2 separate regions of the Homo sapiens genome follow, and region 1 is linked to region 2. A link is a loop called in an ENCODE intact Hi-C map of the cell type or tissue named here. Cell type or tissue: PC-9. All regions are shown on one strand. Each heading gives the region's core, and the rest is flanking DNA. Links, peaks and the distances in the headings are about the cores only. Region 1 has its middle 93 kb from the start of LINC02521. Region 2 has its middle 160 kb from the start of LINC02521.

Region 1 (16,648 bases), core at 7,012-12,011, 66 kb after region 2:
ACCACAGTGAGGTATTACCTCACACCTGTTGGAAAGGCCGTTATCAAAAAGTCAAAAGATACAGGTGTGATGGCTCACACCTGTAATCCTAGTATTTTGGGAGGCTAAGGTGGGTGGATCACTTGAGCTCTGCAGTTCAAGACCAGCCTGGGCAACATGGCGAAACCCCATCTCTTAAAAAAAAAAGCACAAAAAGTGAGGTGGGAGGATCACCTGAGCCTGGGGAGGTCAGGTCTGCAGTAAGCCATGATCGTGCCACCCAATGTACTACCCAATGTGATCTACAGATTCAGTGCAAGCTCTATCAAAATCTCAATGACATTTCTCAAAGAAATAGAAAAAATAATTCCAAAATGCATATAGAACCACAGAGGACTCCAAATAGCTAAAGCAATCTTAAGCAAGAAGAACAAAGCTGGAGGCATCACACTTCCTGATTTCAAATTACATTACAAAGCATTCCAGCTTGGGCAACAGAGTGGGACCCTGTCTCAAAAAACCAAAAAATTAAAAATAGAGCTATTATATACACAATGGAATATTATCTAGTCTTAAGAAAGAAGGAAATCTTGACATTTGCAACAACATGGATGAACCTGGAAGACATTGTGCTTAGCAAAATGAGCCAGGCACAGAACATTAAGTGCTGCGTTGTCTTACTTATATGTAGAATCTAAAAAAGTTGAACTCATGGAAACAAAGAGTAGAATGGTGGTTCCAGGGACTGATGGCTGGGGCAAATTGGAGAGGTTGCTCAAAGCGTATAAACTTTCCATTGTAAGATAATAAGTGTTGGAGACCTAATGTACAGCATGATGACTATAGTTAACAATGATATATTTTATATTTGAAATTTGCTAAGAGAGTAGATCTTCAGTATTCTCACTACACACACACACACACACACACACACACACACACGTAACCATGTGAAGTGGTGAATGTGTTAATTAGATTGATTGTGGCAGCCATTTCACAATGTATATGCATATCAAAACATTATGTTGTACACCTCAAATATATACACTTTTTATTTGACAATCATGCTTCAATAGATGAGAAAAAAGAGATAGTGTGCAGGGTACTTTCTGGCTTGAACAACACAGTCCTGGAGGTAAGAAGTCCAAGGTAAAGGTGCAGGCAGGGTTGGTTCCTTCTGAGGCTTGTGAGGGACAATTTCTTCCATGTTCTCTCCTAACTCCTGGTGGTTTACTGGTAATCTTTGATGTTCCTTGGCTGCTCTCTCCTTCAGCCTCACAGGGCAGCTCCTCCTGTGTGCACATCTCTGTGCTCAAATCTCTTCTCTTTACAAAGACATCAGTCATATTGGATTAGGGTCCACCCTGATGACCTCATCTTAGCTTCCTAATTACATCTTCTATGACCCTATTTTCAAATTACATCACATTCAGAGGCACTATGATGTTAGATTTCAACATACGAGTGTGGCATGGGACCGAATTCCACCTCTAAGAGGTCAAATAGAGTCAAAACAGACCTCTAAGTAGGATGTGGAACTTGGCTGTTGCTAATACCTCTGAGATCACAGGAGGGGTCCCTTTGGCCTGCAACCCAGACCCCTGGGGAGGGGACACATGTGCTGTTGCTGATGACTCAGAGGGGATGCAATGACACTGATTCTGCAAATACTGAAAAAACTTCAAATGTGATTCAGCTGTTGCTACAAGAAGAAACTGCAGCTTCCAGATTGAAGAAGTCTTGTTGGGATAAAACTCACAATTGCAGGCAAACAGGAAGCCAACAGGAAGGAGCAAATCCCTTCTTCTTCCTCCTCTTCCGGTCTCTCCCCAGTCATACAGTGTGCAAAGCCTAACAGGGAGTGAGCTGGAGTGCAGACGGTGGTTTGCAGAGCCCTTGCTGCCGCATGACAGAGAGGCTAGAAGGAGGAGGTTGGGGAAGGGGCCAGGATTGCAGTCTACCCCTCTGTCCACTCACCTTCCAGACACACCCTCTTCTATTTGGAATTTCATACTATGACAAAACCAACTCTGTGTTTTCACCTGATGAGAGGCAACTATCCTTGGAACAAGCAAAGATGTTTCTACCCTCTCCACAAAATGAGGAAAAGCAGCACTCATGTCCAGCTCTGGGAGCAGGCTGGGAAAGGCACACCCTCTGTCTCTGTCTACGCTAATCAGTTCTCAGATTCAGCAACAATCCCACCTGCATATATTGTTACCTAAAACTAGACTGTAAAGTTACCTTACATCAAAACTTATATACATTAATAATATTTCTATAAATACATAAAAGGTAAATACAGCTGCTACCATTCCTGTATCTGTAACTGGTCATGGGATGATAGTTGGTATGATTTTAAACATCTTTATTGATGTATAATTCACGTCATAAAACTTGACTGTTTAAATGTACAATTCAGTGGTTTTTCATATAATCACCCAGTCATGCAACCACCACCATGAACACTCTAATCATCCCAAAAAGAAACCCCGTACCCACTAGCGTCGCTTCCCAGCCTACCCTCCCCCGAGTCCCTGGCAACCGCTTATCTATTTTCTGTCTCTGGAAAGACATGTGCCTACTCTGGACACTTCATAGTTCATATAAATGAAATCATATGATGTGTGACTAACTTCTTTCACTTAGTGCAGTATTTCCAAAGTTCTTGAGCTTTCTTCATAGCTGGCGTTATAATAACTTCATAAATGGCACAGCGGGTAATAATAATACTCATTCCATAGGGTTGTTATGCACATTAAACAAGTTATTACATGTAAATCTCTTAGAACAATGCCTGACGCAGTTAGTGCTTAATAAATTAGCCTATTATTGGTTGTTTCACGTGGTATAGAAATATTTATGGAGATAACAATAAAGGTGTTATGTTCTGGCTTTACTGACAAATCAGCAGATGCTTTTTAAAAAACAGGTACGTGTTTAAAAGACGAAGTGGTGAGCACCAAGATGCTTGATGCGAGTTGAGATTTGTCAAGTTACCGAGTTTCATGATGTATTGTCTTGTACGGGGTAAGGTCAACATACCCCTACTCTACTCACTCTATAGGAAGAAACGTAGGGTAACACTTCAAGATATTGTATTCTAATATTCCACTCCAAAGCACGGGTCCCCCAGATGTGTTCCTTGTATTGAAACTAAAATGTGTATTATATCTGTGTTTTTCTCATCTTGTTTTTTTTTTCTCCCCCAAATTAGGTTGCTGCAGTCTGAGGCTTTGTAATTACTAATATCAGAGGGATGAGGAGGGTGCTCGGGTACTCTCTTTGGAAAGGGAATCAGGCTAGAAATCACCTAAGTCTCACTGCTACTCTATCTGTAACTCAGAGTCATTTGGGAGGATTCCTTGTTTCCTATGCAAGAGTTGCCGGCACCTGCAGGAGCACCTAGTGGACTCATGTGAGTGGCCTGCTGGCCTCTGAGGAGGAGACAAGCTGTGGTCTCGAGGGAACGAGCTGTGGTCTTGAAGGTCGAGAGGGACTTGACCTGCTCAGGTAAGAGTGAGGTAAGCTCAGGACTGAAGCAAAGCTGAGACCCTCTGGAGCTGGCGGTCCCCATGCTCTTGGAGAGTGAGTGAGCTTTGGCCGGGCAGGTGTGCAGACTGCCCAGGCCCCCACTGTGATGATGGCTCTGTGAGGAGCAGAAAGAGCTCCTCTCTCACCTGCCCTCTGAGCACCTGTCTGCTGAGTCCAGACTCTGTGGGGCACCCAGAAAGAGCCTGGGAGGGGACGTCACCAGTTTCCCTTAGCTTCCCTTATCTCAGCACTTAAGACTTAAGGGCAGTTCTCCTGGCCTATAGTTTACAAGATTTCTTTAATGAGTATTTTTTATATTAACAGCATTGCCAAAAATGCCTCAACCTCTTCTCTTTAATGTAATATTTATATTTAGTAAAGGCAGTCTAGTTTGTTTTTATAATACATTTGTGTATTTAAAATAATTAAATTGGGGAGTTTTAATTCAACGAGTACAGAATTTCATTGTGGGAAGGTGTAAGAGGCTTGGAGATGGACGGCAGTGATGGTTGTACAATGTGAAGGTACTTAATGCCACTGAACTGCTCACTTAAAAATGACTAAGTTGCTAAATTTCATGTTATGGATATTTTATCATAATGGTTAAAAGAAAAGATTTAAATAAGGGCATTGAGTCAGACCTAGACATAAATGTTTGCTCCATTAATTAAATTGCTTATACTTTCTTTTTTTTTTTGAGATGGAGTCTAGCTCTGTTGCCCAGGTTGGAGTGCAGTGGCGCGATCTCGGCTCGCTGCCACCTCAGCCTTCCAGGTTCAAGTGATTCTCCCGCCTCAGCCTCCTGAGTAACTGGAATTACAGGCGCCTGCCACCATGCCCAGCTAATTTTGTATTTTTAGTAGAGATGGGGCTTCACCATGTGGGTCAGGCTGGTCTCGAACTCCGGATCTAATGGTAACAACTAGGGGGAACTTAAGGCTAGTTTGTTCAGAGTCTTCTTGGTGTTGGTGTCCCTCTGTGACATTCCTTCCTGTCTTCAGGAGACGAGCGAGGGAGAAGGAGAAGGTCAGAGTGACCTTCCTAGGTCTCATGACGTGCTTCACGAAGAAGGGAATGGGAAAGGGAGAGTGGCCTTTCTGCTTCTGTTTTCTCAAGCGCCGAGATGCCATATTTTGGTGTAGCATGTTCTGAACCCTGTCACTGTCTAAAGTCAGACTCTCCATCTGGGCCCTGGATCCCATCTCTTGCTTACTCAAGGACATCAGTCCAGCATCCAAGGAGCCTCTTTTCCTACATCATCAAATCTTCCTGCCTTACTGGATAATTCATATAAGCAAGCAGACGTGCTGTTATTTCTTCTGGCAAGAGAGAAAAAAAAACCTCTCTGGACTGCAATTTTCATTCTATCTATGGTTCTACTTTGCTGTCTTTTGCAAGAAAATCTCTCAGAAATGCTGTCCACATTTGCTCTTTCCAATTCTTGTCCTCTCATTCTCTCTTAAGTTCTTCCAACTGGGCTTCCGATGCCATCATTCTACTAAGCCTATTCCCTTCGAGGTTACTAATGATGTCCACATGGCTACATCCAATGGCAAATTCCTGGGCTTATCAACTGACTCCTCCTCTGACCCATTGGCAACTTCCTCCTCTTTGACACTCTTTCTACCCTTGACTTCCAGAACACTCCAGGCTTTCTGCCTACTTTAACTGGCTACTATTTCTCCGTCTCTTTTGCAGGTTTCTTCTCCCCTTTGGGACACAACAGTTCAGTGTTCTGAACTGGTTACATTCACCCCTGGATGATCCGATGACTTAGGTCTATATGCTGACAATTCCCAGATGTCTGTCTAGCCCAGATCGTCCCACAACTCTAGACTCCTATATCTAACACCTCCACCTGAATTTCCAACAGACAGGTCCAATTTAGTACAACAAAAGCTGACCCCACAGAGAGTCATCCCCATCTAGTTAATTGGTGACTCCACCCTGCCAGTTGCTTGGTCCAAAAATGTTGATGTTATTCTTGACTCTCCCACCACATAATCCAGGAAGAAATCATTTTGACTCTGCCTTATCTTCAAAAATATGTCAGAATCTGATCACCTCTAACTATTTGCGCCACCAATATGGCTTTCTTTTCTGGACTACTACAGTCAGTTTTCCAGCTGGGGTCCCAGATGCCACCCCAGCCCCTAAAGTCCATTATGAACACAGCAGCCATAGCAACTCCTTGAAGATGGGGCTCACACTATGTCACTCCTGTCCTCTGTTCAAACACTGTTCTCAGTCCTTCAAAAGGTCTTCAAAGCCCTGACCCCACCCCACCACCTCTCTAACTCATGGAGGTCCAGTGGATGGCTCTCCTGCTATTCCTCATCATTCCCGGTACTCTCTAGCCTCAGGGCCTCTGCCTGGAATGTGCTTCTGCCCACAACCCATATTGATAACGCCTTTACCTCCTTCCAGGTTTTGATCATCCCTCACCTTCTCAATGAGACATGCATGGCCTACTCTATTTACAATCCTGCGACAACACACCTTTTCCACAGCACTGACTTTGGAGCATACTAAATACTTATTGTTAACCATCTGCCTCCCTCCTGCTAGAATGTAAGCTCCACAGGGCATTGGCTTCTGTCTGTTTTCATCATTGATGTTTCTTCTGCACAGAAACAAGGTCTGACACATAGTTAATTGTCTCAAGAATATTGGATAATGAATGAATGCGTAAAAACAGCTATCAATTTTTGGTCTCTTCTCATCTTTATGCATTCTCTCATTTTGCGATATTTCATATAATGTGATTTTACATATATGTTTTGATATTGTAATAACAGAACTTTTATTCTTATTAATTTAATGTGAAGATTATATACATATTATATTGATCAACTTTTTCTGAAAAGGGCCAGATAGCAAATATTTTAGGCTCTGAAGGTCATGTACTATTTATCATGTATGTGTGTGTGTGTGTGTGTGTGTGTGTGTGTGTGTGTATGATGTACTAAATTGGACCTGTCTGTTGGAAATTCATGTGGAGGTGATAGAGATAGGAGTCCAGAGTTATGGGAGGATCTGGGCTAGACAGAGACATTTAAGAATTGTCAGCCTATAGACCTACATCATCAGATCACCCAGAGATGAATGTAAATAGAAAGGAGGTAAGGACTGAGGACCAAGACTCAGAACACTGAACTGTTGTTTCCCAAAGGGGAGACAGAACCCTCAAAAAAAGACGGAGAAATAGTAGCCAGTTAAAGCAGGAAGAAAGCCTGGAGTGTTCTGGAAGTCAAGGGCAGAAAGAATGTCAAAGAGGAGGAAGTTGCCAATGGGTCAAAGGAGGAGTCAATTGACAGGACTGGGAATTTGCCATTGGATTTAACTGTGTGGATGTCATTGGTGACCTCAAAGAGTGATGGTGTCAGAAGAGAGATATATACATCTCCCAAGTCTTTACGTTCTTAGCTTGTAGCTGTTTACAAATACCTGCAGACTTATATATTATGATTAACATAATTAACCTCATCATTGCACGTATTATTTCCAGTATGTTACTATTACAAATTCTATTCAATTAATAAACTTTTGTCACTTGCCTTTACTTCCAGTTTTTCCTATTTCATTGTTTTCCTTATTATTTTCCCATTTTCTTTATTATTTCTTTTATTATTTAAGAAGTCAAAGAACTATTCCCATAACATGGCATAAATTTATTATTTGACCTTTTAAAATTGTTCTACTATTAATATTTTAATTCTAAAACAATACATGCTCATTATAGAGAATTTGGAAAACAAAAATTTAAAGAAGAAAATATAAATCACTAGTAGATACAATACTCAGGAGTAGCCATTATTTTGTGGGCTTTTTCCAGTGATTTTTTTTTCTAAGCACATGTATATGTTCTTTAAAAATAACAAAATTAGGATAATACTATATGTATATACAAGTATTCTTCTTGAAATTCTTTTCTTAGTCATGAAAGCATTTTCTAATATCATTAGAAAACATGTTTTTTTCAATAGTACCATTTAGATGGCTACATAATGTAACATTAACATTATATAACAATTTATTGCAATGCTTTTCTGGAGTTTCTGACTATTTTTAGGTTGGATTCCTGAAGAAGAATTGTGCTTGTTTAAGTCTCTTTTTTACAAATGCTCTTCTAGAGAGGATGGACCAATACTCGGTCGTTTGAGCAATATGAGGTGGGGCTGTTTCTCTGTGCATCCCTCACCGTCAAACTAGGGACAGTGACAATTCAATCACTCAGTCACTTCTCAACATCCTGACCTTGCTGGATACCTGCTATGTCTTCTCTGATCTTTTACCTGTAGCGCAGCTTTTAAGAGCCCATGTTGTAGAATTACACAAACATAGGTTTAAATCTTGATTCGGCTGCTTAGTAGTTAGTCTGACCTCGGCCAAGTATTTACAGTACTCCATTTCCTCACTTCTTAAATGTGGATGTGATATCTACTTCATGAGCTGCTGTGAGGATTAAATGACACAATACAAGTAAAGTGCTCAAAACAGTAGTTCCCCTAGAAAGTTAGCTTGCCTTAGATCTAACTCCTTCTATGAATTGTCTCTCTCTCCCTCTCTTTCTCTCTCTCTCTCTCTCACACACACACACACACACACACAGACTCACACACTTGTTTTCTTTTTTTGAGACAGGATCTCACTTTGTCACCCAGGCCGGAGTGCAGTGATGCAGTCATGGCTCACTGTGGCCTTAACCTCCCAGGCTCAAGCGATCCTCTCACCTCAGCCTCCTGAGTGGCTGAGACCATGGGTCCGCGCCACCATGCCTGGCTATTTTTTGTAGAGACAGGGTCTTGGCATGTTGCCCAGGCTGGTCTCAAATTCCTGGGCTCAAGAGATTTGCTTGTCTCAGCCTCCCAATGTGCTGTGATTACAGGCATGAACCACCACACCCGGCCCACTTTTTAAAAAAATGTCAGACTTCTTTTATGACTTTTCTGGGCTCTTGAAATTTTCAGTTAAAAATTGTTTTGTTACTTCCAGAGAAAAACGTTTCCTTTTGCCATTAGTCTTCGGGTTTACCTGGTTGACCCTTGATGACAATCAGAAATTTATTTAAGATAATTTTATTGGTAGTTTTGATTTGTAAAGGAGAACTTCAGAGTTGCTGCTCACATGGGCCCTGCCCAGTGGTCTGCTACTTGGCAGGGCAGCCAAAGCATTTACACCTCCTGCAAAGCTTCAACCCCTTCCAGAGGAGCCGATGTCTAAGCTGAGAGGCAACTAGCGAGGTAGACAGGACTGAGAAGGCCATTCCCAAAGAGAGAGGAGGCAAACCAGAGGGAGATGGGGGAAGGTTGCAGCCAAGCTGCTGGGAGCTACAGCCCTGCCAATCTGCTAACCCGAAACTCCCAAGCGGGAGTCATGAGGACTATAGTGGGCAATTAGAACTCACATCATCACATAGCTCTGGTAGAGCACTAACTTCTGCCCATCTCCCTTTCTTTTTATTGAACTCCTTCAAATATGTTGTGACTAGAGCTTCTAAAGTGGAGACCGTTTTTCTGTCCTGTGTGTTTCTCGAGTTGAATGTGTCTCTCGGCTATCCGGGTGGGTAGGGGCATAAGCCAGTGACATACGATGAACCTACTTGACCTTCATGCTAAGATCCCTCTGACACTAGTTGAACAGTTAAACTTGCTGAACTGGTTCTCCCCAAATTCCTATGTTAAAGTCCTAAACCCCAGTACTTAAGAACGTGGCTGTATTTGGAAATGGGTTTTTTAAGAGGTAATTAAATTAAAACAAGGTCATTAGGGTGGGTCCTAACCCAATCTGACTGGTGCCCTTATCAGAAGAGGACATGAGGACGCAGACATGCAGAGAGGGAAGACCATGTGGGGACACAGGGAGAAGCCAACCCTCCACCAGCCCAGGAGAGAGGCCTCAGGGGAAACCAACCCTGACGACCCCTTGATCTCAGACTCACAGCCCCAAAGACTGTGAGGAGACCAGTCTCTGTTGTTCAAGTCTCTCAGTCTGTGGTGCTTGTTACACTTTCCCAGCTGCCATACTCTCTCCCACCTGGATCCCTGCAACAGCATACACCTGGTGTCTCAGTGCTCACTTTGCTGCTGAGAAATAAAGATAAAATCCTAAGCCCCTCAACCAACTGAGCAGACACTCTCTTGGCCAGGGGAACCCTAGAGAAACTGTAAAAACTGAGTTCATGGCCATGATGGATAGAAGGTCAGACACGCCTTGCTATACCCGCTCCCTTGCTAACCGCCACTAGGTTTTCTTCCTCAATGGTTAAACAGAAACCAGCTGTTTTGAAAGACTAGCTCCATTGCTGATTTTGAAGAATCTCCTGACTTCTGCCCCTCCCTTTTGTGGTTTCAACACAACTGCGTTCCTTCCTGATAAGAAACCACCAACCACAGAGTGGTTCTGCTGAGTCTATGGAGATTGCATACTAAGGGTTTTCCTGTCCTCCACTTCACCTTCTGATCTCAGAGGGCCAAACACTCCACTCTCAGGTTATGCTAGCACTGTCATTTTTTTGTACATGCCACCCATGAAGAGGCATGAAGCTCAATTGCACATGTGCACGTTTCTCCATTCGTGCCTCCTTCTGTAGCTTACTGAATATGTGCATTTGGTCACCTGGTTCAGCATAAATCCCTTTTACATTCTTCCCACCTTCTAAGTGTCTGTTTCTAGCTTCTGGCCAGAGGCTACGCTTCCCAACCTGTCAGAATGGCTACCCTGCAGGATGCAACCCTGTATGAGAAATCTCTCCTTTCCAAAAATATGAACCTCATTATTCAGTTAACACTGCCCAGCAGGCAGTGTGGATCTCAACACATCACTTCAACCCTTCTTTGGCTCTTCAGATAAACCCTCTGGTCTTCACCACAGCCCTCCAGGCTCCTGCTCCAAGTTCCTTTTGTGCCTTTTTTCTCTTTTTCCTTCATGCCTCTGTCTGTTCCTCTAATGCTTTTTTTTCCCTGCCCCTGAGGACCTTGGTTTGCACCAGCCCCTCTACCCAGACAGCTCTCTGTCCCGTAGCCACCTGTGCATTACTTTCCACTGCACATCAAACATCCCTTCCTCAGAGAGGCTTCTCTAGTTATGTGACCGTATAACTCCTTGGATGTCTATTTCATGGGAGGTAACATATTTGCAATTACTATAAGTAATAATTTGAGAAATTAATCATCCCACCTTTGCTTCCCTATAGCTCTGCACTGTCCTGTAGGACACCGGGCACTGCTGGAAGCATTCCATAGTCTGTGCTGTCTAACACAGTAACCATTAGCCCCATGTGGCTATTGAGTACTTGAAATGTGGCTAGCATGGTGTATTAGTCTGTTCTCACGCTGCTAATAAAGACATACGAGAGACTGGGTAATTTATAAAGGAAAGAATTTTAACTGACTCACAGTTCCACATGGCTGGGGAAGCCTCACAATCATGGCAGACAGCAAATGAAGAGCAAAGTTATGTCTTACATGGTAGCAGGCAAGAGAGTTTGTACAGGGGAACTCCCACTTATAAAACCATCAGATTTCTTGAGACTTATTTATTACCACAAGAATAGTATGGGGGAAACTGCCCCATGGTTCAATTATCTCTACCTGACCCTACCTTTGACACATGGGGATTATTACAATTCAAGGTGAGATCTGGGTGGGGACACAGCCAAACCATATCACACAGCATGTGATTTTTATTAATTTAAATTTAAATTCAAGTAGCTACATGTGGCTGGCAGCCACCTGGTTGGCCACACAGCTATGGGCTGCCCGCTCTGCACAAGCAGGTGCCAGTCTCTGTTGCTGCCCATGGTGGCTCCCACATGGGCATTTAAATATCTGTGAATAAATAAGTGAGTTTAACTAATTTAAATTTAACTAAAGAGGTTATGTATTTGAAACCAAATGTCCCATATAAAGAATATTGCTGGTATCACATTCTCAGCAGGACAAACTCTGCCATTATTCTCGTTGCTTTTTTCCCTTTACCAGCAAAATTTGGGTTGACGATGAGAACTTTTTTGGGAGGTACTATGTAATGCCTCACTTGATTAAAATGGACTGATTTTCCACATGACGACTAGATAGGATTGCATATGCCAATCGATTTTAGAAAATAAGATCAAGAATATAATATAGACCAGGACCAAATGAAAATTAAAAAGCAGCAAGTAAAAAGCTAATAAAATTCTTCAAAGAAGCAGGCAAATATTCTTAGCTTAAATCAAAGATGGATAAAACAAAAGTTTTGAGCTTTTAGACTAACTGAATCCCAGGATCTAGAGAGAACTTTAAGCATAGAGCTTGCTCAGGTGTAAGACTGAGTACCCCCCAGGAGAATGCAGTACATCTTCTCTATAAACACAGAGCTGGCCAGACGCATTGGCTCACACCTGTAATCCTAGCACTTTGGGAGGCCAAGAAGAGGAGATCACCTGAGGTCAGGAGTTCAAGACCAGCCTGGCCAACATTCTGAAACCCCGTCTCTACTAAAAATAAAAAAATTAGCCAGGTGTGGTGGCAAGTGCCTGTAGTCCCAGCTACTCGGGAGGCTGCAGCAGGAGAATTTCTTGAACCCGGGAGGCGGAGGTTGCAGTGAGCCGAGATGGCGCCACTGCACTCTAGCCTGGGCAATGGAGTGAGACTCTGTCTCAAAAAAAAAAAAAAAGCAAAAAATAAATAAATAAACCCACAGAGCTAACTCCTAATTAGCATTACCAGATAAAATTCATGACAGTTAAATTTGGATTTCAGATAAGAATGAATAACTTTTTATAGCTTATAATAAGCTATTCATTCTTTATCTGAAATCTACATTTAACTATATTTCCTGTTTTGAGATTTTTTTTTGCTAATTCTTGCAGGCATATTTAGAATACATGGGAATAAAACAGCCACAGAAGATGAAAGTGTGCCAAGTCAGAATATACATAACTTAAAATTTAATGCGAAGGAAGTGACTGAAACTTTTCCCTCATTCTTGTATCTCTCTCTCTCTCTTTTTTTTTTTCCTCTTGATCATGTTCCCAAAAAGCTAGACCAAGTTTTGGCATCTTTTAGGGTTTTATTCCTGTACTGCATGATGACTTTTTTGATGCTGAGAGTTTATGAGCTTTATCAAGCAGGAGAAAGAAGGCAATAGTCATTGTATATGAGCTCCTAGGAACGAGAACTTTGTCATAATAAATTCTATAGCCTCAGGGCCTAGCACAGTGCCTCGCCCAGAACTGGTAAGCAACTGAGGTTGGCCGTTCCTGTAGATACATCGCAATTCTGTTTGCAGTAGGGATAGAGAGGGATAGAATTGTCACCGATGTGCACACATGTGATTCCTCTTCTTATTCCCATTGTTTTTCACAGCACCTCAAATATAAGAGAATCTCAATATATGCTCATTGAACTGAACTCAGCTGATTTAAGACCATGAGATTCCTTCTTATTAGGGTAGATGTTTCTTGAGAAACATTTTTATTATTTAGCATGTTGTGGAAATTCAGATCTGCTAAACACCTCAAAACCATGATTATTATTTGATTACTTTTTATTCCTTTGGGCTTCTTGTTCATGGCACACAATGCTCTCTGGTGTGACAGATCTTGGCCTTAGTAATTCCAAACCTCAGCACTCTCTCATCTTCCTGCCCCAGTGCAATTACATGAGTGCTTGGGAGCTGGCTGAGTCAGGAAAGTGGATGTAAGTGAAGCAGACAACGTAGAAATGAACAAAGCGACATCTGGAGAGGACCACAGCCAGGACTCAAATCTAGCCTGTCTCCAGCTCACCTCCTCCCTCCTCGATCACCACCCCCTCCAAATCTGCACGTGATCGATCATAGAACTATTCACATGGGTCAGGTCGTGCTATCCCTGCTCAGCCTCAAGCCCCTCCAGGTAGGCAGCACCAAAGCATATTTATGGTCATTTTTCCAAGCACTGTGGCTATATTTGTGTCTGGCCTATATCCCTTGAAAATGATCCTATGCGTAAACTCTTAAATAATCTTTTAAAAATCTCTAACCTCTTTGAATTTTCTACACCAAGTTCACATAGGAATTCCAGCTTGGCCATGGCCACTTTAATTAAGTTAGATAGAAAGAAAATGAAAACACTAGTCGTCCAGGTGGTAGCATGTGTGGGTTTAAGGTATGCACACACTTTCCTGAATTTCTAAGATAGATTTGTGTGGTTTTAATCAAAAGTATAAGCTTCCAGGATAATGCTAAGAGATGGTCCATTGAACTGCATTCTTAAACTATGAAAGCCTTCCAATCATCCTACAATCCCTATATTGTAAAATTTTATGTCTCAACTATATTTAATTTTCCGTCACCCAAACTCTTGGCTGGACTTCCACATTTTCTCAATAATGACTTCTCTTTCTTGGCTAGTCATGTTACATTTAGCAAAAGCTGGGACGCTGATCACCTCTGCCCCCGTTCCCCTCTAATGGGTCATTTCTGATGCTGTCTTGGACTTCTTTCATCACATTGTAGGTCTCTGCATCACTCTGCTCCACGTTCGTGAGAAACTGCTTATTTGGAAATCCGTCCAAGCAGCCCCATCAGATCTTTTACATCAACTCGCCTAAATCTGCAATCCACACCATTGGGTGCAGGAAAGAGGCCTTCATGTTCTTGCCTGACCACGGGGGAGCAGAGTGTGGTATCTATTAAAACGTTTGTTCAGATGCCTCACAGTGCTGGAATATCTTACAAAGGGGTACAAACACTGCTTGTTCACAAAGAGTGTGTGGCTTCAGTGGAAAGAGAGGTCTAGCTCTCCTTCTGTCTCACACCAAACACACTACGGTCTTCTTGAGTCTTGTGCAATGATTACATGATTACACTGAGCAGGAAGAAGTGGGGGTGAAGACAGAGCAGGAGGATTTTCAGGCTCTCCCAGTGAACAAACCACAGAGCGCTATTCTAGGGACTGTTACTCTAGCAGAATGGAAATGTGCTATGGAGCTTCCGTCTCACACTTGGGGCTTGGAGGTGTGATCTGGTCTCTTAACTCCCCCACGTTGACTCTCACAGGTCCTCCTGAAACTGCCTTTGCAAAATTATGACAGTAGGAGAACTCTGACATAGCTAACTTCATTTGGCTTCTTAGCTCTAAGTTCTCCTTCTTCATTGCTGGGCATAGGCCAAGCTAACTTTGGGAGGAATTTAGTTTATAGTTTAACCTTAAAGCAAGGATGATAACAGCCTTTTGCAAAGCTATGCATTCCTTGTTTAGATACCAAATTGCCTTTGAAAAACTAATGAAAGGCTACAAGATTAGGGAGGGGTCCGAACTCTGCTAAGATGTAGGCGTAGTTGAAGGATAACCAGCCATTATTCCAGTGGTCATAAGATCTGAAACCTCCCCAACTGCTCCTATTGTAAAACCTAAGATTGGTGTTTGAGGCATTTTTCAAACTCTGCATTCTGATGGATCAGCTGGCACCCCCCAGACTGCTAGTTCATCTGGTCTTTTGGCCCCTACCCAGGAACTGGGTCAGCACAAGAAGACAGCTTCAACCCCCTGTGATTTAATTCCTGACCCAGCCAATCAGCATTCCTCATTCCCTAGCCCCTCACCCATCAAACTATCCTTAAAAAACCCTATCCTCCAAATGTTCGGAGAAGCTGGTTTGAGTAATAACAAACTGCTGTGCTTCCACATAGCTGGCTCTGCATGTATTAAACTCTTTCTCTATTGCAAAGACCTGCTGTTTTCAGTGCACCAGCTTTTGTGGGTGGTGGGCAAGATGAACCTGTCAGGTGATTACACTCCTGTGTCACACTCAAAGCCATATTCATGCTGAAACAGTCTCACTTTGGGCCTTGGATATGCCTTTTCCTCTAACTAAAACATCTTTGTTCCTCCTACACATTGTGTGGCTCCATTCCTATTCAACCTTCAAGTCTCAGTTTTGCTGTTGCTCTGGTGGAAATCCTTCCTGTAAACTTCGAGTCTGGGTCTGGTTCCTCTCAGTGCTCTGGGCTTACTTCTACTATGCTTTGACAGGCAATTTTGAAGAAGTCTGTTTGTCTATCCACCCTGTGAGCACTCTCCCTGTCTGTACCACACACACACGTACACATTTAGACCCACATACTTTGGAACAGACATGCTTATTTAGATACATACATACTAGCACACATATACACACAGGCTATGAGTATCTTCAGGACCACAACAATATTCACTGTTCAATGTTCACCAAGATCCTTGATCACAGTAAGTGGTCAATAAATAGTTGCTGAATAAATGTTAAATGAGGAATGATGTGCCAGACTATGCACTTCTTATGGTCCACTGCTGTTAAACATTTGATCAGGAATTTTCCATTTTTTTTTATTCTAGCTGAGAATCCACTGATAACAATTGGGGCTTTGAAGTCCAATTACTTCTCCCAGTTCCCAAAATACACCCAATCAGATAAAGTTTGAGCTGTCAAGAGCAAGGCAATGTCATCCTCTGAATAGTTTCTATCAGAGACTCAAGCAAATGAAAACAGTTCCTACTCTTGAGCAAACACTGTTTGCATTGAGAGTGGGCTAACAAGAGCATAGATAGATTAGCATATACCAACAAGGGAAGCATCATAATAATGTTAACTGTCCAAGATCAACCCACAATACAGATATATGCAACAAAATAAAATAAAATAGCATCATGAACCACATGCAGCAACAAAGACTGAGAAATTTCAACCTCATGAAAAATATAAGTGCAGAAAAAATATATGCATATATGCATACACATGTGTAGATAGATAAGACAGACAGATAGATGTATGGATGGAAAATCTAAAACATAAAGGGGGAAGCCAGACTGTTGTTTTTACTTCTTAAGGCTGACGATTAGATGAGCAAATTTGCCCTATACTGTACTACGTTTTGTTCCGTGAAGGGTAGGGAGTGAGAGGCATTGGGTGAGGTCAGAGATAAAAGCTATACAGAGAATTTGAGTAAGGAAGACAGGTCAAACAGCTCATTCTAGCACTGCGTGCTGGGAAAGGCTTGGTCGCGGGTGTGGGTAGGAAAAGGGATGAAGGCAGCCTGGAGTAAATAGAGAACTAAGCTGATATTAAGACAGGGAAGAGACAGGGGTCAGCGTGAACCACCTGCCCCATCCCTACATATGGCCCAAGCCTTA
Region 2 (16,648 bases), core at 7,539-12,538:
AGCACCAAAGTATAGAAAATAAAGGCACGGTTCATACGGCATGCAGCTGGCTCACGGATGGTGTGCCTGAGTGTGCAAAACGATCTCGTGTCAAGTGAGGTGGCTCAGGCTGCTGTCCTTGTCGCTGCAAGCCCTGCTTGGAGAATGAAAGCTCACTTGTTGTCAGGGTCCTCCATGCATCCCAGCACCCCTGGGTGGGACCAAGGGCATGCTCCACCTTCTATCACGAGGAACAATTAGTATTAACAAGACGGCGCCGCGGAATGCACTTCCTAAATTGTGGACAGTGTTAGCAAATTCCTAAAAGCACCCAACACCTCTTCAAGGAGGAAGGTGAAGCCTTGTTGTTTAGAGTTCACTTTTTCTTTGTAACATATTCTATTTCCGAGATCTTTCTTATACATTTTATTTAGCCAAGGCTGTTTGCCAAGGAGTTTGCATCCACCCCACTGCTATTTGAGGCCATGCTTGCTGTGAGTTTCTCCGATTCCTCTCCCTGCTTCACCCACTCCTTCTGAAAAACACAGCTAATTGATGGTCAATTTGGCCACAGAAGCCTAGTATTGGAATTGTTGGAATACAGGAGGATTTGTGGACTAGATTTTTTTTTCTTCTTCAAGAATGACAAGCTAACCCCAAATTATGGCAAGAATTCTTCAGGTTCAATAATTAAAAGCAAAAGGCAGTCCCCACGGAGAAAAAACAGTGTGGTCTGGAAGATATCTTTCAAATTGAAGCAGACTGTGTAACTCCCAAATATTATGGATACAAATTAGCTATATTTGATCACTGGATCTTATTTACCCTAATTGTCTTCATTTCTGTGGTTTCCTCATACATTGTGTTTACAGCACACTTGGTTTCCCAGCTCAGTGTCGGAGTCTGGGCTGCAGGGATGGTGAGATCGAGCTTCAGAGTTGAGAAGAGGGGAGGGTAGACAGAGAGAGAAAGGGGAGAGAGAGAGTGTGGGAGTCTGGGCTGCAGGGGTGGTGAGATCGAGCTTCAGAGTTGAGGAGAGGGGAGGGTAGACAGGGAGAGGAAGGGGAGAGAGAGAGAGTCGGAGTCTGGGCTGCAGGGGTGGTGAGATCCAGCTTCAGAGTTGAGGAGAGGGGAGGGTAGACAGAGAGAGGAAGGGGAGAGAGAGAGACAGAGAGAGGAGAATGGGAGACAGAGAGGGAAGGGAGGGAGGGAAGGGAGAGTATAAGAGAGAAACAGAGACACAGAGGAAGGGAATGAGAAAGGGAAGACAGAGACATAAGGACAGTGAGACACAGAGAAAGGGAGGGAGAAAGAGAGGGAGCGAGAGAGGGAGAGAGGGAGAGAGGGAGAGAGAGGGAGAGAGAGAGAGGGAGTGAGAGAGGGAGAGAGAGAGGGAGCCAGAGACAGAGAGAGGGAGAGAGGGAGAAAGGGAGAGAGAGAGAGGGAGAGAGAGAGGGAGCAAGGTGGGGGCGAGAGAGGGAGTGAGAGAGAGGGAGTGAGAGAGGGAGAGGGAGAGAGAGAGGGAGCGAGAGAGAGCCAGGGGGGCCTTTTTTGGGAGATATGCTTTTCCTCAAAGACACAGAAGTCTTACACATTCAGACCAAAGATACGCTAAAAGCCAGCACATTGTGTTATGTGAAATGTTTCGCTTGTCTCTTGGAATGATTGATGTGAACCTGAGAAGAATTTGAAATTTGAGCAGCCAAGCAACCAGGAATTAAGACCTTATCTAAAATTTAGGCAAAAAATCCAGACCACTGTAGTTAAGAAATCGGGTTAGAAATCTCCTGAGAAGTGACTTTCCCACAAGATTTCTGCTGCTTTCTAGTTCTGAATGGATGAGAAATATGACAAAAATGTACCATTGCTTTTAGTATCGCCTGTCCCTTTTTCTGGTTTGGGGTAAAAGTAGGAAACCAAGAGATGCAAACAAACGGATAAACAAGTGTCCCTCCAGGGAGTCACTCTGGTGTTTGGGACTGCACTGGTTTGGATTTCGGGAATGTCAAAGGGGTTCTCTTCTCCAAGCTTTCTTTTCTGTTCCCAGAACCTCAGCCTGCAGCGGATGTGGCACTATTGTCACAGTGGATGCGACGGTTGGGCACTTGCTCCCCTAGGGTGACTTGACTTAAACTTCTGGCTGGTTCAGAGGGAAAACAAGACTGGTGGTCTTGATGGACCCAGTTTTTGTGGGCATCTGTTTACGCGGCCCTTGCATGCATAGCCTGCCCTGCAGAGCTGGTGGGCATCCCAGCAAAGTCCCAGAGCAGAATGGAGGGATCCCAGTGGGTGCTGCGGGGAGGCTGGCAGTGGCCTTGCTGTACTCACCTTTGCCCACAGCTGGAAATTAGTGCTTCATGTGTGAGGAGCATGTGTTTTCACTTCCCCTGCACCAGGAGTCTCCACACACCTGGGCGTGCATTTATGCTGTGGGACGTGGGAGCAGTGGGGACCATGTGGACAGAGCCACACCTGTACCTGGGCAGGAAGCAGAGCGGGGAATGTGCTTGGGAGTCTGTGCATCCATGCATGTGTGCGTGCATGTGCGTGCATGTGTGCATGTCTGTGCATGCCTGTGGACGTGTGTGTGTGCATGTCTGTGCCTGCATGTGGACGTGTGTGTACGTGTGCATGTGTGTGTGCAAAATGGGGCTGTGGTGATCTACTCTGCTAGATTCTAGGGGTTATAATTGACTTCAGGATGGATCATGAGTAGCTGGTTGCATCTCTGACAAGCTGACCATCCTGCACTGATCCATGCAGGCTATTTCTATGACAAATTGGATTTGCTCCCAAACAGCCCATTCTTGGGGAAATGCACTGCATTTCTTCTTTTTTGGGTAAATGATACGGCCTCAGATGTGGACTGGCTCCTCACCTGGCTGAGCCGGGCGAAGATGCAGGAGGACACGCTCTTCCTGGGGTGGCTGTGCTGAGACCTGCCAGGCCCAGCTCACTCCAGCTACTTCCTCAGGATGGGAAGCCCAGGTGAAGGAGGCACATCGGGAAAGTTTTGGTCATTTTATCTCTTTCCAGAGTAAAGCTCCAATATTGTAGATTCAAGGAAGAATTTTGTTTCATTTCAGTTGTGGGTTTTTCTACCCAATATAGGTCAGCTGGATCTCACAAGCTATTGTGGCTTCTAAGGCATAGCCTGTCGATTCTAAGGAAATTTGTATTGTTCTCCTCCATCAGAGAAAGGGGAGAGTTTCTTGGGGGAGAGGAAGCAAGAATTGCTAAGACTGGTTAAGGAAATGTCTACTCCAGAGTTTAGCTCTCCCATGCCTTTGGGGGACAGAGAATTCTATAAAGATCATGAGGCTTCCCAGAGCTTTCCATCTTTTTAAATGAGGAATTTGTTAAAAATCATCCATAATTTAGTAATATGTTGCTTTAAGATGGCAATATTTTAAAATAAATAACTCCATAGTAATCAATAAGCCTTCTATTCTTTTAATTGTTATTTGCTAGAAGCTTTTGCTGGACTTGCTCCATGGATCACAATTTATTATTTGTTTGGTGTATGAAAATAGTCCATTAGAAATTGTGTTAGAGTTCACTTTATAGCTCAGTATCCAGGAACAGCAAGAAATCTATTCACCTCCCTGTCTTCAATGCTTGATTAGTTCCAGCATTTCAGGCTGATAGCACTTATTTGGTTCTTGCTTGTCTCCAACTTGCAGTAATATAATCTTTTATAAAACATGTATAAAGATATAAAACATATCTTTCAAAGTTTATCATTTATAGCCTATAGATTGAGCCATCATAAAACAAATGATTTATTTATGTTCATTAGTCTTAATTTTAGATGTGTTTCTGCCACTCCGAAGCTTATTCAACCAATTACCATAAATGAGTCTGTTCATTCATTTTCCATGAAATGCACAGGCCCAGCACATGTAACTGCTTTAACTACTTAGCTATTAATTACATACTAACTACATAAATATGGAAAATTATCATACATGTTTTATGTATCACCCCTGAGATGTGCATGTCGGTTTGAAATTGAGTGGAGTTATATCAAAATTACATTTCACTTCTATGAATTCAACCTTACGTGTTCTGCAAAAATAAAAAAAATGTTAAATGCTGTGGTTGATTACACACTCTCATGCTTCACTGTGTGTCCTGGAGTGAAGCAGGGCTGGGGGCTCTGCAGGTGCCGTGCCGCTCATCAGCCACAAGTGGCATAAACATCCACGCACTTATGGCATAAACATCCCATGCGCTGAGTGTGAGCCTAGGGCTTAAAGAGAAATGGCCTCTAAACCCAGGCAACACCTTCATTTGGTGTTCAACCATAGAAGCAGCCAACACTTCTACCAATGAAGGAAATGACGAAGGGCATGTCCACGTGGGGCATTCTGAGGATGGTTCAAGGTGATGCCCTATTTCCCTCTTATGTTCTGATATGAGAAGCTACCCTGTGGGTGAGCTGCAACTCCACTCAAAATTAATGACAGATGGGTGGCATATTCAGCGCAATTTGAATTTCCTCGTTTCTTTCTCATGTTTACCTCTCTGATGTTTCTGTGAATCCTCTCCTGAACTTTAGCCTGCACTCAGCACGTGCTCGTGGCCAGCTGAGCAAACCCAAGGCGAAGAGATGAGTGTGTTGGAAAGTCAGAACAAAAGAGTCGATAGGGCGTGTCAGTCTCAGCGTGGCTCCAGGCAGCACCTTCCCTTGGCAAAAGCTGTTTTTGAAACAGAAAATAATTCGGTTCTGATCCATGTGCAATGCTTACAGAAGCAACCTGTGCCTCAAAGGTCCTCTTTTTTAGGGTTTCTAAGGAGGCAACCATGTCCTAATTAAACACTAAGTAGGCCTAACCTGACCACTGCTTTTCAGTTATACTTTTAAAAGAGCCATTTTCTGAAAATATACCCTGCCCTGAATTGAGCTGAGAATGGATATTTATCATTAGCTATAGCTGATATGCTGTGAAGGTAATTGCCTTCAAAACCTGAAGCTCCTTTAGTCATGAACCAAATGTTAAAATATAGAGTGAATTTAAAAATTATAGAGTGAATTTGGGCATTTCCAAGCACACACGATAATAGGTTTCCTTTGGACTGAGTCATCTGAGTTGACTTTTTACGGAATAAAAATGTAAGCAATAAATGGAGACTTCCCAATTTTCTCTTTATTGGATTCAACAGTCATCTGAATCTGAAGTCCCATTTGCATCGCTGTTAACCAAAAGCTGCGCCAACTTCACCTGGCCCTGCAGATTCTGGTGTACTAGATCATGGTGGCACAGAGATCTGAGGTCGGGTGATGGTAGTAGTTAGGCTTTGTGTGAGCTGGACCCTTCCCCAGGTCTCCAGGAGAAGGTTTCCAGTTGTTGCTATGGCCTGGCTTGTGCGGCACCACTGGGAATGCTGCTCATGGAATAGGATGGCCTTTCCTCCCTTCCCATCTCCAGGCCATCCTGCCATTGTCTGGGGTGAGGTCCTGCTGTAGGCACCCCGGAAAAAAAGAGAAACTCACAGACAGAATGCATGACAGACATAAAATGTGCATCACAGAGCAAAGTGGAAAGATTTCCACAGCTTCCATGGCTGTGTGTCTGTGCATGGATCTCCACAGGTGCTCTACTCTCCTGCCAGTCAGGTGCTCCGGGCTGCCTGGAAATAGGCCATTGGCAAGCGTTCATTAGCCCTAAAACATGGGACAGCCTTTTCTCTCTGGTTATAAGCAGCTGGAATTCCCCATTTTGTGGACATTGCTGCCTCAGGGTTTATAAGCTAGTTACTTCACTGTACTATAAGACCTTGGCCAACGTTAGCAGTAGCTGTCCTCTAAGTGTCCTCCCCTAGTTCTCTTCCCTCCTAAGTTATGACAAGAGCTACGCATATCAGAGAAGGGACAAGAGCCTCTTTTCTCCTAACTCACATTCTCGCTCCATCCCAAGACTCATTACATACATCTGGGTTCCCTTTATAACAGCAAAAATTATGCCCCTGGACATCTATGTAGGAGGAGAATTCATACTTCATCTTAAGGTCATGGAGAAAAATCATGTAGGGGGTGTAAAGGGTTGAAAAGCAATGCCTCTCCCCGCCGCTGTCCAACCTCAAATTTATGTCTACTTGGAATCTGTGAATGTGGCCTTATTTGGAAACAGGGTCTTTGTAGACGTAATCAAGTTAAGATGAGGCCATACTGGAGTAGGGTGGCCTCTAAATCCTACATGACTAGTGTCCTTACAAGAGAAGAAAGCTTGGACGCGCGCACACACACACACACACACACACACACACACACACACAGAGAACACCATGTGAACACAGGCAGCCATCAGGGGATGCTTTGCAAGCCAAGGAATGCCCAGCATTGCTGCAGCATCAGGAGCCGAGAGAGAGGCCCAGCACAGAGGATCCCTCAGGGCCTCTGGAAGGAACAGACCAGCAAACACCTGGATCAAGACTTCTGGCCTCAAGAACAGTGAGAGGATACATTACCATTACTTTAAGCCACACAGTTTGAGGTGATTTGTTACGGCAGCCTTAGGGGTTAGAACTGTGAATAAATGTTAGTAGCTCTTATTAAATTATCTATACTATAAAATGAAACAATACTGCTAGACACTAGTTAGGGAAGTTATCGGTGGTATTTAATGTATCTTACATTGGTAGTAGTGGGGACTCCACAATTATTTCCCACTTCTCATTCCTTATTCGATGGAGACATTTCAGGATTTTCCTCTCCATCCATTCCAGTGAGATGCCTGTGTCATTATTTTCCTTTGTGGCCGATAATGCAAAGTAAGAGGTGTTTTTCTCCTGGGTCTGCTTGATGTGGAGCAACCCCCCTGGGGTCCCCCACTCCCCACACACAAGGCCGCACGCCCGAAGAGCAGGATGGTTTTCAGGTCTGGGTTAACCCTGCCCCTTGGATTGCTCTCAAATCCGCGCTGGAAATTGACACCACATCTCTGTTGTGTACTTTATCTCCATTTCTCTTCCCAAACCCCAGTCTCCTCTTTTCTGTCTGTCCTGAACAGCGCTGGCCAGGAGGGAACATGGGTCAGAAGGGCAGGCAGGGAGGAGCTGGTACAAATCACGGCACCAAGACCCTGGTTTTTGGTGTACTGATGCAAATTCTGCCAAAGAGTTTTCACCAGTCTGCCTGGGGGCCTAAAAACATCTTCATCAGGGCCTTAAACCAGAGCCTTTCATTGGTCCAGAATCCCAATAGGAGAGGTGCAACATGCATACACACTCAGGAAATGATCAAAAAGATAAGTCTACCCAGAATGAAAATTAATACAATCACTCCAGAAAACTATTTAGCAATCATCTCCTAAAGCTAAACATACACATTATCTAAGATTCAATGATCCAACATACATGCACACAGAAATGCATACACCATGTTCAGCAAAAGACACGTGTATGTTCACGGTGGCACCATTTTCATAGCCCCCGATGTGGAAACAACCTAAGCGTTCTTCTAGAGTAGAATGAATAAATGCTGTGATGTGTCCACAGTGAAAAACTGTGCGTCAATGAGAATGAACATATGCAACAGCCTAGATAAATGCCAAAACATAATCTAAAGCAAAAGGAGGTCGACACAAAAAGGTACATATAACACGGTTCCACTTACGTAACATTCAAAAACAGCACAAATGGGACGATGGCATTAAAAGTTTGTGTGAAAGCTACCACTGGAGGTGGAGTGGCTGGGGCCGGGAGGGAGCTTGGAGGATGCTGGTCATGCCTGTTTCTTGATCCCAGTGCTGCTGGCGTAAGTGTGCTTCCTTTTGGAAGATCCATCCAGGTGTTCAACTGTGGGTTGTGCATGTCTAGCAATATTCACGCAGGCCAGCGTTGTTCAATGTAGAGTGTAGACCGCCAAAGAACCATGAGATAGACCAAAGACTTTGATAAGAGCTTTCCAGAAAAGCCCCTCAGATGTGTACAATCCTAATGGGCCGCATTGGAGCATGCATTACAGCACAGATCCTTTCCTTTCTGCGGCCACAAACATCCCAAACCTCGGAACATTCTAGTACATGGCACGTGGCTCCAGGCTGTGCTTGGCCAGACCTCCCCATGAGACCCCGTGTTGAATCAGTCAAACGGTGAAACAAATTATAATAATTTGAGGGGATGGACAAAGTTGACAACAGGGTTTAGGGAAATGGCAGGTGATAGTAACACTGGATGAGGGCGGCCAGTGGTTACAGGAACATGAAAGGAGACAGTGCTGTGGCAAAGGCCAGCTGGAGAAGAACTGTCACCTTAGCTCAGGGGACAAAGCCCATCAGAAGCAACTCCTCAGGAAGGAAGCTGGGGAGCAAATACCCTGACCTCACTCTCTATCACCAAAGCCAACTGAAAGTCAGAGGACAGAAGCCCACTGGGGAGGCCCATGCCAGGATGGGGGAGATGCAGCGTGGACCTGTGGGAACCAGAACAGAGAACCCCTGGCGCAGATGCTGAGAGTACTGCGCGTGAGGCCACGGAGAGCTGCAGCCCTTGGCCAGGCCCTCTGTGCCCTAGCTTTGAAAGTCTTTCAAAGCCTTTGAAAAATAGGTTTGTGTTTGCCTAATTTATTACCTTTAAATGTTGTCTTAGAAATGTCTTGATTTCTGACATGGTCGAAAAAGGGTACTTAGATAAGAAAATGAATGAATTCCTTGCACAGGGTTACCCTGGAAGAAAAATGCAGCAAGATTTGCTTTTCTTTTTTCTGATACCTTTTTTCTTGAAGTTTGCTAAATACAAATGTGACAAAATCCAAAACATGCAAAGTAGGATCAGGAGCAGTGGCTCATGCTTGTAATCGCAGCACTTTGAGAGGCGGAGGCAGGAGGATCGCTTGAAGCCAGCAGTTCAAGACCAGCCTGGGCAACATAGGGAGACCCCCATCTCTACAAAAAATACAAAAAATTAGCCAAGCATGGTGGCATATGCCTACAGACCCAGCTACACAGGAGGCTGAGGTGGGATGATTGCTTGAGCCCAGGAGTTCGAGGCTGCAGTGAGCCATAATCGCACCACTGCACTCCAACCTGGGTGACGGAGTGAGACCCTGTCTCTAAAACAAAACAAGAACATCCTGCAAAGTAGAAGTTGTTGAACAGAAGCCAGGGGGTGGGTGAAGAGACGACACCTGAAGTCAAGACAGGAACTGGCAACAACGAATTCAAGGGCAGGAGCTGGGTTCTGGTATCTGCCTTCTCCCTAAAACCCGCATGCTGCCATCTCTCAAGTATAACACAGCCACTCCAAAGCCCCAGAATCTCCGTGCACATTAGAGGGCTTTTCCTTTATTTGCTTTGTACTTACCTGAGACTTAATGATGGAGAAGAGACAGGGAGAGCACATCTATGGTCATAGTTCATGTACATTTAAAACATGATTTATTTTGGTGGGGATGACATAGACTCAGAAATGTGCCCACAGGAGCAAACAGCTCAATGCATTCCACACTGTGGACACACCCAGCAGCCATTAGGCTGTGACGTTGTCTGGAGCCTTGGGTACACTTGGCTGACCAGTTAGGCGGAGTGTCATGGGAGGGGCTGCCTGAGCCGCCCTCTGTGAATCAGCCCAGGCTTCTTGTTCCTGGTGCACTGGGAAAATGATGGATCCTCCTAGGGAGAAAAATTATCCCAAAAAAGTGCTCGCATAGAGTTCTGGAAAGGAAAGAAAAACAAGATAGTTAAGTGGGATGGCATGAATTGAAGATGATACAGGTAGTGTTAGGCCATAGTTTATAGAAATAGTAGCATATGGCCGGGCGCAGTGCCTCACACTTGTAATCCCAGCACTTTGGGAGGCCAAGGAGGGCAGGTCACAAGGTCAGGAGATCGAGACCCTCCTGGCTAACATGGCGAAACCCTGTCTGTTCTAAAAATACAAAACATTAGCCAGGCATGGTGGCATGCACCGGTAGTCCCAGCTATTCAAGAGGCTGAGGCAGGAGAATCGCTTGAACCCAGGAGGCAGAGGTTGCAGTGAGCCAAGACGGCACCACTGCACTCCAGCCCAGGGTAACAGAGCGAGACTCCATCTTAAAAAAAAAAAAGAAAGAAAAAAGAAATAGTAGCATATCCAGCATTTCTGCCCAACCTCCTTTACTCATCTGGAAGAAGCAGGAACTGTTAACAATGTCACGAGTAAATGTAGTTAATTCTAAGGCATGACTTGCTTGAGAGCAGGAATGCTAACATCAGGGATGGTTGTAGTGTCAAAAGAAGATGTGTTTATAGAAACTTAATTGAACCTTTAGGCTGACAATGGGCTTAATAAAAATGGCCTCTTTTTGCTACTTTATCGCATGAAATCCAGTGAAATGAGTCAGAAGAAAAGTGACCTAATACATATTGCCACTCCATCAAATTCACTGTCACAGGAAGCTGTGGATTTAATGATACTGACCAGACTTTACAAGTATTGGGTTCTTTTGGTCCATTAATAATATTTAGTGTGTGTAGTAACCACAGATGATGGTGAGCCTGGAATAATGAGCCTTCAGGTCTTGGGGCTTATCCTGCTTTCTGGTTATGTTTTCCATATAGGATTACATAATTGGCTAGCAAATGTATAATGGTTTGGATGTAATAATGGCATAGTCTGACTTCCTAGCGGGCCTGACTTTCCGAAAACCAGATTCATCCAAAAACTTAAAAACCAAATAAATATTCCTTCAAGTGATTAGTGCATTCCAGTTGTCATCTGGCTTGTAATGACTGGTTTTCAGTGTTCAGTGATGGCCCGGGCATAAAATAAATCTCGCTCCGATCCTCCATGTCAGCACAGGCATTAAAGCCCATAAACCATCCTCTGCCTAGTCTGTCATTGCCACCACGTTCTGAGTACTAGCTAATATAAACCTGCCCTGCCGGCCCAGCAGCCACCAGACAGACATTTTATGGTTGCTGTTCCCTAAGCCAGATGAAAATGATTATAAACTACAAGGGCTCTTTTGATATGACCTATTAATAGCCGTGTTATTTTTTGATGAGGGTAGCAGGGAGCCTTGGCATGGAATGGGTGAAGAGTGGGCACTGTCTCCCACCTCCCAGGGTGATACCTGGGGTTGCCCCGTGTGTCGGCCCCCAGGACAACACTGTGCCTCCATCTCCCACACTGCTGCTGCTGGCCTCCTTCTGTCCCTCCACTGGGAAAGAATGTTCGACATTCAAGCTATTCCAAGCAGCATCCTTGATGTCTCGTTTCACGGGTCTGTTTCACACCGTGGTGAGCGCTAGCTGTAACTCTCATATCTCAGCTATTTGTCTTGGCAGCTCCTCCTGTTTTGCTAACTGGACAGAATCAGGCAGAGGCGGCCTCCCCTGCACACAAGGGAAGGGGTGACATCTGTCATCCTCTTCTGCCTGCGGGACGCCCACAGAGGCCTCTGGGTAGGGCCAGAGGGTGAATGTCCTTCATCTTTCTCTTTCTCCCTCTCTTAGCTGTAAGGAAAATGCTGAGGGAACGATTTTGCTCACAGCCTTTAGGGCAGACATTGAAGCAAAACAGATGAGGAGGATTGGCAGGGCTGACTCAGCAGTGGATACCTGGGAAGGAGACCCAGGGCTCCCACCTGCCACGCTGGCCACCCCTGGCATGAGTATGCACTTTGCACTCTCTCCAAGCCATGAAAGCACCTGCATGGGGGGTGGTGTGTTTTCCTCGTGCCCAAGTGCCATGGCACCCCAGGCACCACCCAACAGGGCAGGGGCATTAGCCCAGGCAAACCTTTCTCATAAGTTTAGATCTCCAGGCTCATCAAAATGGTTGAATACCTCCTGATGCCAAGGGAAGGAGAATGGGCCAGGGGAGGCAGAGCTTTAAGGTAGAATTTCTTCTGAATTAGGGATAACACTGACTATCAGGTTGCAGAGTTTATAGAGTAATGAAAGAGGATTCAGAATTCGGAGAATGAGTTCTAGTCACGTGTCAGGTGGGAGTATCCATCTCACTATTGGCTTCTGCTGAGGGAAGTAGGGATGAGAAATTGGCTTCATCCAAAGTTGGCTACCATATTTCTGTGACTCAGGGCTTGTGTCTGGCACTGGCCTTCAAGAAATGTTAGCTCAATTGGTCCCAGTTTGGTTTCTTTGTCGGCCTTTACTACAGATGTGCATAGTGGAACACATGTTCTTCTAAAAGTCCTCCAGGGTAAAGTCCTCCTGTTGTCCTTTGGACAAGTTTGAAACATCCTAAGCAAGACGATATTCCATGGATACCCCTTGCTGTGGCCCTCTCATGACTGTTGTGTCCACATGGTACTGGGGAGAGCTCAGCCTGTCCTTGGGCCAAGCAGGACGGAGTCAGTGACAACAAGGACAGGGCTGGAGTCGAAGAGAAGACAAAAAATAATGTGTCAGAGTGTAGAGCATTTGTCTCTGAGGACGGGGTCAGAACAGTCCATCCTTGGCATTCACATGACATGGTTAGAGATTTCGACCCAAATAGTTATCTCTGTGAAGGACAATGTCACCAAGGATCTTAACAAGTGGTCACTGAAAGCCAAGGAAAGGGTGTCACACTATGGGGAAATTAATTTATTCTGGAAAGGGTGTCATACTATGGGGAAATTGATTTATTCTGGAAAGGGTGTCACACTATGGGGAAATTAATTTATTCTGGAAAGGGTGTCATACAATGGGGAAATTGATTTATTCTGGAAAGGTTGTCTTACTATGGGGAAATTAATTGATTCTGGAAAGGGTGTCATACTATGGGGAAATTGATTTATTCTGGAAAGGCTGTCTTACTATGGGGAAATTAATTTTTAAAGAAGCCACAGAGAAATGACAAAATAGATCATGTGTAGGCACTTTTTGGCAGTGTTTTGGGGCTTTCCTTGCCTCTATAGGGACCTTTTCTCACCTGCTCCCTCGTGGGATGGTTTTGGAGCTGTTTCTCATTGGCTCAGATTCATTTGCCAAATGGACTCTTAGCTTCACTCCTCCACTCCTGCCCACAGGGTCTTGAGAAAGTTGTTTCACCTTATTGAGCCTCAGTTGAGTCGTCTGTGAATAGGAAGAATCTTGATTACCTCTTGGAGTTCCTGTTATACATAAGTGACAGAATATCTAGATAAAATGTGTGCAATTGAATTTTCTATTTTGCATCAGACTCTTTTTGTTTAGCAAAATAGGAAAATGTTGAACAAGAAAAACCTCTTTATTCCCCTCTGCCTCTTACATCGAAAACTCTTAATTTCTAGAGACAAACACTTCACAGTTTCCATTGTAGCATATTTCAGTGTCTTTCATCACGGACAGCCAGAAACTGTTATCTAGTTCATAAACCACGCACTTCCCTATTTGGCAGGAGTGAGCAAAGGGCCAGTTGCACCAAATAGGGATTTTATTGTTGCCTGGAGAGCGTGGCTTACATTTTGATGAGAGAAGACAAGGAACGTTTTGGAGCATGCTTCCCAGGCTCTGGAAGGACAGCACAGTAGAAGAGGGGCACCCCCAGCCCTGAACACATCACAAGTGTGTATCACAGATGTCCAGGGCCTTGGCCTGGTTCCATACAGGCACTGTCCAGGCAGCCAGCTGAGGCTCCATGCCAGGTCTCCACTTCCTCCTCCAGGCATGCTACCTCCTCATCCCTTTCAGCAGGGTCATTTAGGGCTGGTATGCTGGCTTCCCTGTGCAAGAATCGCCAATTTGCCACTCTTGTCACTTTTCCCTTGTCATGTTCTGTCTGTCTCTCACACACAGACACCTGCCCTACTGTTATTTAAAACATTGCTTTTGGCACTTTCCAGGCCAAGCTATAAATAAAGGGTGGACTGACCTTGTCAACTGTTAAATTGGAGCCGTGGTGCGTTGCCTAGAACATTGCGGATGACCCCGAGCAGCACAGCAGATCAACGGCTGAGAAAGAGCTCATTCAGCTCATCTAACTAGGATGCTGTCCTGCCAGAGCCCTGGGGGTTCTCGTCTCCTGGGGCAAAAGCAGCATGCAACCCTTATGAACCCATCTTGGAAGGCATTCGGGGAGCCCAAGACAAGACCATTGGGAGCCTCAGGGTCACTTGTGGGGGTCTCTGTGCTGGACGGCTGTACCTCTCATGAAATGGACAACTGACCATAAGAAGGAGGTAAGTTACGCATGGACGGGAAAATAAGAAGCTCCTACTTAGGGCTGTGATATGTGCGGTAACCATTTAACGTTAATAGCATCCATGTGAGACAGGTGCTAGTACTGCCCCATTTCATATTGGCGGACATTGAGGCACACAGACTGTATGACTTGCCCAAGGCTGCCCACCTGGTTAGGGGAGCTCCAGGATTCCAATCCAGTCCGAACTCAACACGAGGGGTGGCACCTACAGGCTGGGGTCAATCTGGAAGACTGCCTGTTGTATGGCCTGGCAACTAAAAATTGTTTTTTACATTTTTAAATGGTTGACAAAATTAAAATAAGAGAATATTTCATGACATCATCAAATTACACGAAATGCAAATTTCAGCATCTACAAATACAGTTTGATTGGGACACAGCCACCCTCATCCGTTTGCAGGCTATCCCTGGCTGCTTACAGGGTCCACATAGTCCATAAAGCCTGAGATATTTACTATCTGGCCTTTTACAGAAAAAGTCCCCAAACACTAATCTGAAATGTTTGCATCAGAACCCCTTGTGGGGCTTGTTAGAATGCAGCTCCCTGGTCCCACACCCAGTCTCTGATTCAGTAAGTCTGGAGCAGGGCCTGGGAATTTACATTTCAAAATAATTTCCCAGGTGATGCTCATACTGGTCCACAGACCACTTTGAGAGCCACTACCCTAAACCCCAGTGCTCTACTGCTTGTTGTCAGGATGGCTGGGTCAGGTGAGAAAGAAGCCTAGACATCCCTAGAGCCACCTGCTGTGCAGCCACCTTTTGAGAAAGTGTCCCCAGTGATCTTTTCCCAGGTTAGCCTTTGTGGCTTGGGCATCCAGCCTTTCAGAGATATGAAACCACACACGTCTTCAGAGTGAACAGCTGCTCACCCCGATGTGCTCAAGGGGTGCAGGATGTGGACACATCCTACTGAATGAGCCAGACAACGTAACTGGATCTGTCCAGAACACCACGATGGGTGACATTGCCATCTGCAGCAGTGCTGTACTTCCTCCCGCCAATTTGTAAAGTGCAGACAGGATGCTGGATCAACTGGCTGCTGCTGAGGCCAGTGACCTCTAGGGCGTATTCCCACGTTCCTTTGCAGTAGCTGCTCACCTTTGTAAGCATGTGAGTTATTCGTGCTGTCTGTTGTGATCCTAAGGAATCCAATGGTCAGGACCAGAACTTCTGAAGTACAGCCCAGCATTGCCGTCTGGCATCCCCAGAAAGCAGATTTTGAGATTGGCATGATGGCCGTTAAGCAGGGCGTTCTCTCTGGAGCAATGTCTAGCCGGGGTCGGAGTGGGGAGAGAGAGAGGGGGGCTGCTGAGAATATCACAGAGAGATGGCAGCCTTTCTGCAGCATAGGCCTAAGTGCACACTCACCTGGCTATCACTGAGAGGACTCTCTGTTCAACAGGGCCACTCAGGGCTTCCCCTGCATGGAGATCTGAGTGTCCAGGGAGGGGACGTGGTGAGCATTTCTCTGGTCAAAGTGTGCAAAGCAAAATCTGCCCCATTCCTGCCAAAGTGGTTGACATGGAGGAAAGGGGAGTGCCAGTTCTGTAGGCTGAGGTGGTGGCTGTTAGAACTGCTCCTAGGCTAGTTGGTGTTCTGGAAGGTTCCCCTCTATGTGAGATGAAAGAGCATATCTTTAAGAGCTGCAACTTTGAAGCTCTAATATAGAATGCTTTTGGTGGCAAGCATTACTTCGGAAAGGGCTTGAAGACCCCTGAAGATCCTTGGTGGCCTAGGCAGTTCCTTTATTGCCAGGGCTGTGCAGGACTAAGCTTCAACAGCGCCACCATGTGACAAGAAGCAATTGCAGTGGTGCATTGAGGGTTTTCTTTTGCACTGAGAACTCAAGTCCCACTTTCACCCTTGGACCTGGTAAATCTTTGGGGTTCATGGACAATTCTGAGGAGGAGATACTTAAGAGAGTGATGTTAGAATTTGATGTTTTGGTTTATTGTATCAGAAAATAAAAGAAATTGGATTTATAGCTCAGTTTGTGGTTCATATCAATTTAAATAGCTTTGAAATGCTGATAGGACCATCACGGTTTTTTGGTTGCTGAAATCCCATAACTAAAGCAATGCCTCAATAAGCTTTTAATCCACAGCCCCCATGCCCAGGTCTATAACAAAGTTTTTATATGCCTATGGGGAAAAACAATTATGAGGCAAACATTTATAAAGTTAAATTTATTACGTTTCTACTCCTATTTTTTATTCTGCTGGTGTATTGTTATATATTTTCCTACATATTTAAACATTTTCTTCCTCTTATAAAATGTTAGTGATTTTAAATGATGGTGTGTCCGGAATTGGTTCCTTCTGGTGGGTTCAGTCTTGCTGACTTCAAGAATGAAGCCACAGATGCTCACAGTGAGTGTTACAGCTCTTAAAGATGGTGTGTCCAAAGTTTGTTCCCTCAGATGTTCAGATGTCTCCAGAGTTTCTTCCTTCTGGTGGGTTCGTGGTCTTGCTGACTTCAGGAGTGAAGCCGCAGACCTTTGCAGTGAGTGTTACAGCTCTTAAAGGTGGTGCGTCCAGAGTTGTTTCTTCCTCCC

Evidence for each region. Hi-C counts contacts between places; a loop is a spot of excess contacts. Peaks named below come from ENCODE experiments on the same cell type or tissue, not always from the same donor. Only the 100,000 strongest peaks of a DNase experiment are listed, where the experiment ranks them.
Region 1: it touches region 2 in a loop (5-fold over the local background); 2 of 110 quality-filtered maps call a loop at or near these places.

Annotation. Positions count from the first base shown.
Region 1 is chr6:2,533,148-2,549,795 of GRCh38, forward strand. No RefSeq gene overlaps it. Among named protein-coding and RNA genes, the nearest start is that of LINC02521, 93 kb to the right of the region's middle. RefSeq lists a silencer at 9,826-9,915. In PC-9, for the core only: no CTCF peak of the experiment used is centred there; DNase peaks (open chromatin) are centred at 9,144 and 9,864; H3K27ac peaks cover 1,243 bases.
Region 2 is chr6:2,467,102-2,483,749 of GRCh38, forward strand. No RefSeq gene overlaps it. Among named protein-coding and RNA genes, the nearest start is that of LINC02521, 160 kb to the right of the region's middle. In PC-9, for the core only: no CTCF peak of the experiment used is centred there; a DNase peak (open chromatin) is centred at 9,460.